Linked DNA regions of Homo sapiens: region 2 is linked to region 1. The links are chromatin contacts, found by Hi-C or POLR2A ChIA-PET in ENCODE. All regions are on one chromosome and are shown on one strand. Each heading gives the region's core, a stretch centred on a gene start or an enhancer-like site at or near the end of the contact. The rest is flanking DNA. Distances are from core to core; before and after follow the strand shown.

The links. A loop is a pair of places that touch in the nucleus more often than their neighbours do. ChIA-PET counts read pairs that join two places held with the same protein, here RNA polymerase II (POLR2A).
Region 2: a map with no recorded cell type shows a loop between it and region 1 (4-fold over the local background). The contact joins two enhancer-like sites. A Hi-C loop is called at or near these places in 1 of 37 single-sample maps with no recorded cell type. POLR2A ChIA-PET finds 5 or more read pairs at or near these places in 4 of 52 experiments (BJ, CD4-positive, alpha-beta T cell, GM12878 and 1 more).

What each region holds. Positions count from the first base shown.
Region 1 is chr5:169,744,164-169,747,207 of GRCh38, forward strand. All of the region lies in intron 22 of DOCK2 (dedicator of cytokinesis 2), which reads left to right. Among named protein-coding and RNA genes, the nearest start is that of DOCK2, 110 kb to the left of the region's middle. Within about 2 kb of position 1,493, at least 3 of the 41 ENCODE cell types and tissues checked have a DNase peak (open chromatin) inside an H3K27ac peak, as active enhancers do; they include GM12878, where a contact is called at or near this core.
Region 2 is chr5:169,777,864-169,780,948 of GRCh38, forward strand. The region is part of intron 25 of DOCK2 (dedicator of cytokinesis 2); the gene reads left to right. Among named protein-coding and RNA genes, the nearest start is that of DOCK2, 140 kb to the left of the region's middle. Within about 2 kb of position 1,473, at least 3 of the 41 ENCODE cell types and tissues checked have a DNase peak (open chromatin) inside an H3K27ac peak, as active enhancers do; they include GM12878, where a contact is called at or near this core.

The DNA of each region.
Region 1 (3,044 bases), core at 243-2,742:
GAACATAGAAGAAGAATACCAGGTTCTGGTTCAAGCTATATCATTGGCACAGTCTGTGACCTAGAGCAGATCACTGCTCTCTTTCTCGTGAAAATCAAATTTAGTTTCCTACAAAATTTAAAGTTGAGCAGAGCCTTGGTTTAGTCTTACAGACTAAAAATCTTTTTTCCTTCCAGTTCAGTCACATAATATTTATAAGATGGTGAAGCCAAGTCACTTGCCCTCTCTGGCCCTGAGTCTCTTCATCTGTACAATAAGAGCAAGAACTAAATGCTCACCGGACTTCCCAGCAGCTCTTGGTTTCAAACTCAGGGGAGCTGCAGGAAGAAGCTGGCTCTACTCTGCCAAGTTCTGACTAGTGAGGGTTTGCAACAAAACCAGCCAGGGCTAGTCTAGGCAAAAAGGAGAGTTTATTTTAAAGATATTTGTGCAGCTCATAAAATCAAAAAAAAAAAAGTTAAATAATGAGACACAGAGAAGTTGGGAACCAGGACAGCCTCAGGGATCTCTTCAGCAGGAGCTCATGACCCTTCCCCCTGGAGTGCTGCCATTAAGATCACTCCAAAAAAGCCTGTTTTTATGTTTCTTTCTTAAAAATGACAAATTCCAGAAGGAGAACTGCCAGGGGGCCATTCAGTTATGGAGGGTAGGATTGGACAGGCCAACCAGCAGGAAAGTGTTGCTGGAGCCCAGCCTTGTTGGAGGAGCAGGTGGTTCCCAGGAGGACCTGGGCAGAACTCCCCACCACACACACAGGTACACCCTACAGAAAGAGCCCATGTGTCTGTAAATGATTGGGAAGCCAGGTCGGGATGTTAAATGTGGGTGGGAGACACAGTGGGCAGGTTCAATACTCTAGACCAGTAGCAGCCATGGTGATGGAATTCATTCAGCGTTTTCAGGCAGCTGTGCCTCATGGAAGAGTAACAGACTTCAAGGCAAAAGGCATGATGAGTGGACAGTCCATTAGGGATTGCTGGTGGCTGTGGGCACAAAGAAAGACAAACAGTGTGATCTCATGGGGAGGCTGACCACCACCATGCTGGATTAGGATCCTCTCTTTTCAGCCAGGTCAAGGACAGGGTACTCTGGTCCCATCTTTTCTACTTTGATGACATTTGGGCAAGTTTCAACCTCTTGAGAGTTTTTCTGTTTCCTTATCTGTGAAGTGGGGATGAGAGCAATGATAATCATGCTACTCTTCCAACTGACAACAGTACGGCAGGCGCTAACATCTGCTGGGGCCAGGCACCCATGCTGAGAACTTCCCATGTGGGTTGATCCTCGCAATCCTCTGACACAGTACTGTTATGGTTTACACTTTGCCCAAGGCTTGTGGGAATTAAGGGGGCAGTAAAGTGTAGAGCAAAGCAGTGTGCAAAGAGACTGAGAGGCTGGGCTCAGGAGCTGATGGCCAGTTTTGAATTCTGGCTCTGACACTCACTGGCCTGGTGTTTTCTGGCATGTTGCGTGAGCTTCATTAATTTGTAAAGTGGGTGTGATACTAGTGCCTGCCTCATGCTGTGGTTGTGAGGAGTGAGTGATTTCACAGGCATCCAGGAAGGTGCCTGGAGCAGAGCAGTGCTCTGTAATGTTTGCTGTTGTTTGTAATAAAGTGCCTGCCGGGCAGTGGGGATTTGAACCCAAAGCAGATTGACTCTAGAATATATATGCTGTGGCAGTTATCTCTGGTGGCAGAACAAGAAGGCTCAGGAGTGAGCTGTGTAAAAGCCGGGGTGGGGGTGAGTTAGCAGAGGGAGCTATGGAACTAGGGAGAGGAAGAGAATGAGGAGCCCTAGGCACGTAGCCACTTCAACACTCCTTGTCTCTGTGACCTTGAGCTGGACCCAGAAGGTCAGCAGCAATTGCTGAGTCCCCATAACCAACGGGAACATTCAGCACTGACTTCACTTATGCTTCTGACTTCAGGAGGGCTTTAGAGAGGGGGTTAGTTAGAAAAAGAAGGAAAGAAAGAGAGACAGAGAGTGACTAAGACAGAAAGAGAGTGATGAAGTCAGGGGGAGGGTGGGGAGAGAACTAGATATAAAGACATAGAAACCCAAGGAGAGAAAGAGAGTGATTGACACTCAAGAAGATAAACAGAAGAGGCACACACTTAAAGCCACAGAAATGAAGTAGAAAGACGGGAAAGAAGGGTGAGGGGAAGGATGGGGATTTTGCAGAGACAGTGCTGAGGGGGCTGTGACTGGCTGGCCTGCTCTGTGGTTGAGGAGCAAACAAACCTGTTAAGTGTGTCAGTGCTTTATCTAGGAAAGCACCTTTGCCAAGGCCCGGGCACACTGAGGAGCTTTTTGAGCGTGTAGGGCTGTGACAGGAGAGACTCTCTTTATCTGAATTGGAGACAGGAGCACTCTTCTGTGCATTTCACACTGGATGCCACAGATTAGGCTGCGGATATTTCACGGTTGGTGATAAACATTTGTTTGGAGAAGCCTTGAGCAGAGCAACACTCCTAAGGCTGGGGGAAGGGGTTGATAACAGGCAGGTACCTGGAGACTGGTTTTACATGAGGGACTGGTTCTATGCAATTTTACACTTGTATATTATTATAGGCATTGAAAGTCCCTAGAAGGATACCCATTAAAACTTTGACAATAGCTAACCTCCCTGGTTGGATTAATGAGGAGTCTCACCTTCTAAGTTATGTATTTCAGTTAGGTTTACATGTTTTACAGTGTAGGGATTTTATAATCAGAGAAACAAAGGCTTAAGGTAATAAGTTAACTCCTGAAATGAAGGAAGGGAAAGCAATGGCCCCTGACATAAAACAGGTTGTTGGGGCTCATCCGACAAACAGACAATGGGTGGCGGAAATGGCAGTGCATTTGAAAATATTTCTCCTTGATATTTCCAAGTTACTTTGAAAATCTGATGATCACAATCTTTCCTCTGATTCTTGCAGAAGGGTGAAATTATTAATGTCTCCTCAGCTCAGACAAATTTCCTTCCTTTGGGGTTTCCTTGGGGTTTAAAAAAATACGGCAGAAGGTGTATGCCCTGTTAGTTGGTGGGTTTCTGTTGGG
Region 2 (3,085 bases), core at 223-2,722, 34 kb after region 1:
GTACAACTGGAAGTCAGGAGAGCTGGAGTCTCAGCTCTGCAGTTTCCTGTGCATTCCAACTTAGAGAATGAATTCATCCCTCCGTCTTCATTTTCCTCATTTCTCAAATGAGAAGCTTGAATGAGGGGATACGTGAGCACACATTCCCTCCTGAGGTTTGTGGTCCTAAGCTAACTGTAACCTAGGGTTCAGGGTTTGAGTTACTCTGTGCAGCAGCACTCAGCACCTTCCACTGCCACAAGTGCTCCTGGATGGTGGGAACCTGGCTCCTCAGTTACTATTTCTGGAGTTCTTACTAACACACAGAGGTGCATTGTGCTGAGAACCATATATCATTACCTTCATGAATCCTCCCATCAACACTGTCTTACAAGGGCTGTTATGATCACCTCTTTGCAGGTGCTAAAGCTGAGATTTATATAGGAAGCTGGGATTTAAACATAGGCTCCTAACACCCATACTAAATGGTCTCTGTGTCCACAGTGTTCAGTAGTGAGTAGTAATATTTTTGTTCTTATAAATATTGGTTGGGCTGCACTCGAGGATTTGGAAGAACTGGGATGGAGAGGACACTCAGCAGTGTGCTCTTATTGCACTCTTCTCTCTTTTACTCAGTCCTTTCAAAATTGTAGGCACAAAAGTCAGGAAGGCAACACCTGTAAGACTTTGGGGGCAGCTCCTGCTACCTTAGCCCTGTCTAACTTTCTCTCTCTGTAAAATGAGACTGATAAACAGTTGCTCTGCCCTACTTGCCTGGTAGAGTCATTTTGAGCTACACGAAGGATTGTATATGCGTGTGTGCATTAAAGAATTTGCACATTGGGCATATCGAGTGTTTGAGCTGAAAGGAATGTTAGCAACCAGCTGCCCAGAGATAGTCAAATTCAGCAATTGAGAGAAACCCTGAAGGGGCTTCACCTTGGGTGTATAACAAGCAGGCCCACTTCTCCCTGCTTCTTAGAATAGCTCACTGTATCTATGTCTCTGTCAGTCTACTGATCTACCAATCTATCTATCTATATATCCAAGAAAATTTTCAGCAAAAAAATTCTAAGTCTAAAGAAGTATGTGGTATTCGTTTTTCTGTGCCTGGCTTATTTCAGTTAGCATCACGTGAAAAATTGATCTGGCTCTGATGAGGGATGTTGATAGTGGGGAAGGCCACGTGTGGGTGGGGACAGGGGATATATGGGAACTGTGTACTTTTGACTCAATTTTGCTGTGAACCTAAAGCTGCTCTTTAAACAAAACTACTCCAAAAATAAAAAACAAATACAGTACAAACATTGACCTGAATTACCACCACCCCTGATCCATTTTACAGAGGAGGAAAAAAGGCCCTGAAAGAGGAAGTGGCTCTTCTAAGGCTACTGAGTAGAAGAGTTAAGATAGAACCCCTGGTTCAGCTTTTTCTGCCCACATACCAATTTACTTACCAATTGTTAGCACTGAAAGTGTGGCCCTGTCCCTCCCTGGCTTAAAGGGTACACTTCAGTGACTTAGGGAGGGGGTGGTGGGGCTTCAGTTTCACTGCCTGTGCTCATGGTGGTGCCTGTGGTTGGGGGGAGGGGACATCTCTGCCATTGCTGGCTCCCTGGCATCACTGTGCCTGCGATTGTGAGCTGTTGGTGGTGGTGTCCAATGGCTCACACTGGCTCATTGCTGGGACAGTGGGATAATTTCCTAGGGCCAGCTCTAGAGGAACTCACAAGATGATTAGGTGGTGGCTGAGGTTCAGATGGGTTCAGGCTTTCTGCCCCACCAGCTTCTAGCTATGCAGGTCCAGCCATCTCCCTGTCCGTCTCTGTCTGTCTCTCATTTGTTCTGTCCCCACCCCACCCCCGCATCATCCCATGCAGCCCCTTTTCTAAAATCTTCTGCTTCACCCCATCCCTAGAGGAACTCCCCCTTTCCCCTTGCTCTCTTCTTAAGCCTGAACAACTCGCATCAGCTTAGACACCAGCCAGTTCCTAGGGAGGCAGTTCTCCACTCAGTCCCCTCAGGTTCCAGGTGTGGAGGAGGTGTGGTGACTGACTGTGGCCCCGTAGAGAGTGTAGGCTGCAGGAATTCATCCCGTTGCATTTGCCCTCCCAGAGAGAGCTCTAACCAGTTTTCTTTCTGGGTCACCGAAGCAGTAAGGCACACCTTGCCAAGGTGAGCATTATTTTTTTCTCAGACCCAGCGTCTTCTAATCTACTTTGGGGGTCATGTATTTCCCCTTCCACCATGGCTTTGGCCTTGATCCTTTTGGATCTAGCAACCCTGGCATTGCTGTGCTAAGAAGCATGTGGCTCTTGCCCATCCAGCGTGAGCCCAGTTTGCCCTGGTGATTGCCACCTTCCCCTAGCTGTAAACTCTGCTCTATGACTGAGGAGGGACGGAGTCAGCTCTGGTTAGATTTGTAAGTTTTAAGGCTCCCCCAACCCAATAAATGTGTGTGTGTGTGTGTGTGTGTGTGTGTGTGTGTGTGTGTGTGTTGAATCGTTCTAACACACCTTCCAAAATGCATGGGAAAGTTGTCAACTTCTTTTCTCATGGTGTGTTAAAAGAATTTGGCATCCAATAAAGTACCTCTGGGCCTTGTGTGCTGGCAGCTTCTGGGCAGGTTGACGGTTTCCTCCCTGTTCGTATTTGTTTCATCATAAGCCAAACAAAAGCACTGAGAATCCATGTATTCGGGATCTCAGGGGCCTCTCCTCCTTCTCGTGCTTCTCTAAGATTTTCCTTGTGCTTACGTAACACCAGCTTCCTGACTTCAGGTAAAGAGTGTGTGTTTTCTCTCTGTATTCCCAGTAACTGGCACTGGGATAGGTGTTTGAAGGTGAAAGGACCAGTTGCCTTCATTGAAAGATGGTAATATCGTCTATTGAAGAAAACACTACACAGTACGTCTTCACTTATTGTCATCCATAGGTTCTTGGGAACCGTAACTTTAAGTGAAATGATGTATAACAAAACCAATTTTGCCATAGGCTAATTGATATAAACAAGAGTTAAGTTCCTAACTTAAAATATCACCATAAAATATCGCCATACTTCTAAATAAAGACCAAAACACTTCTAATATTATACATTAAAATAAATG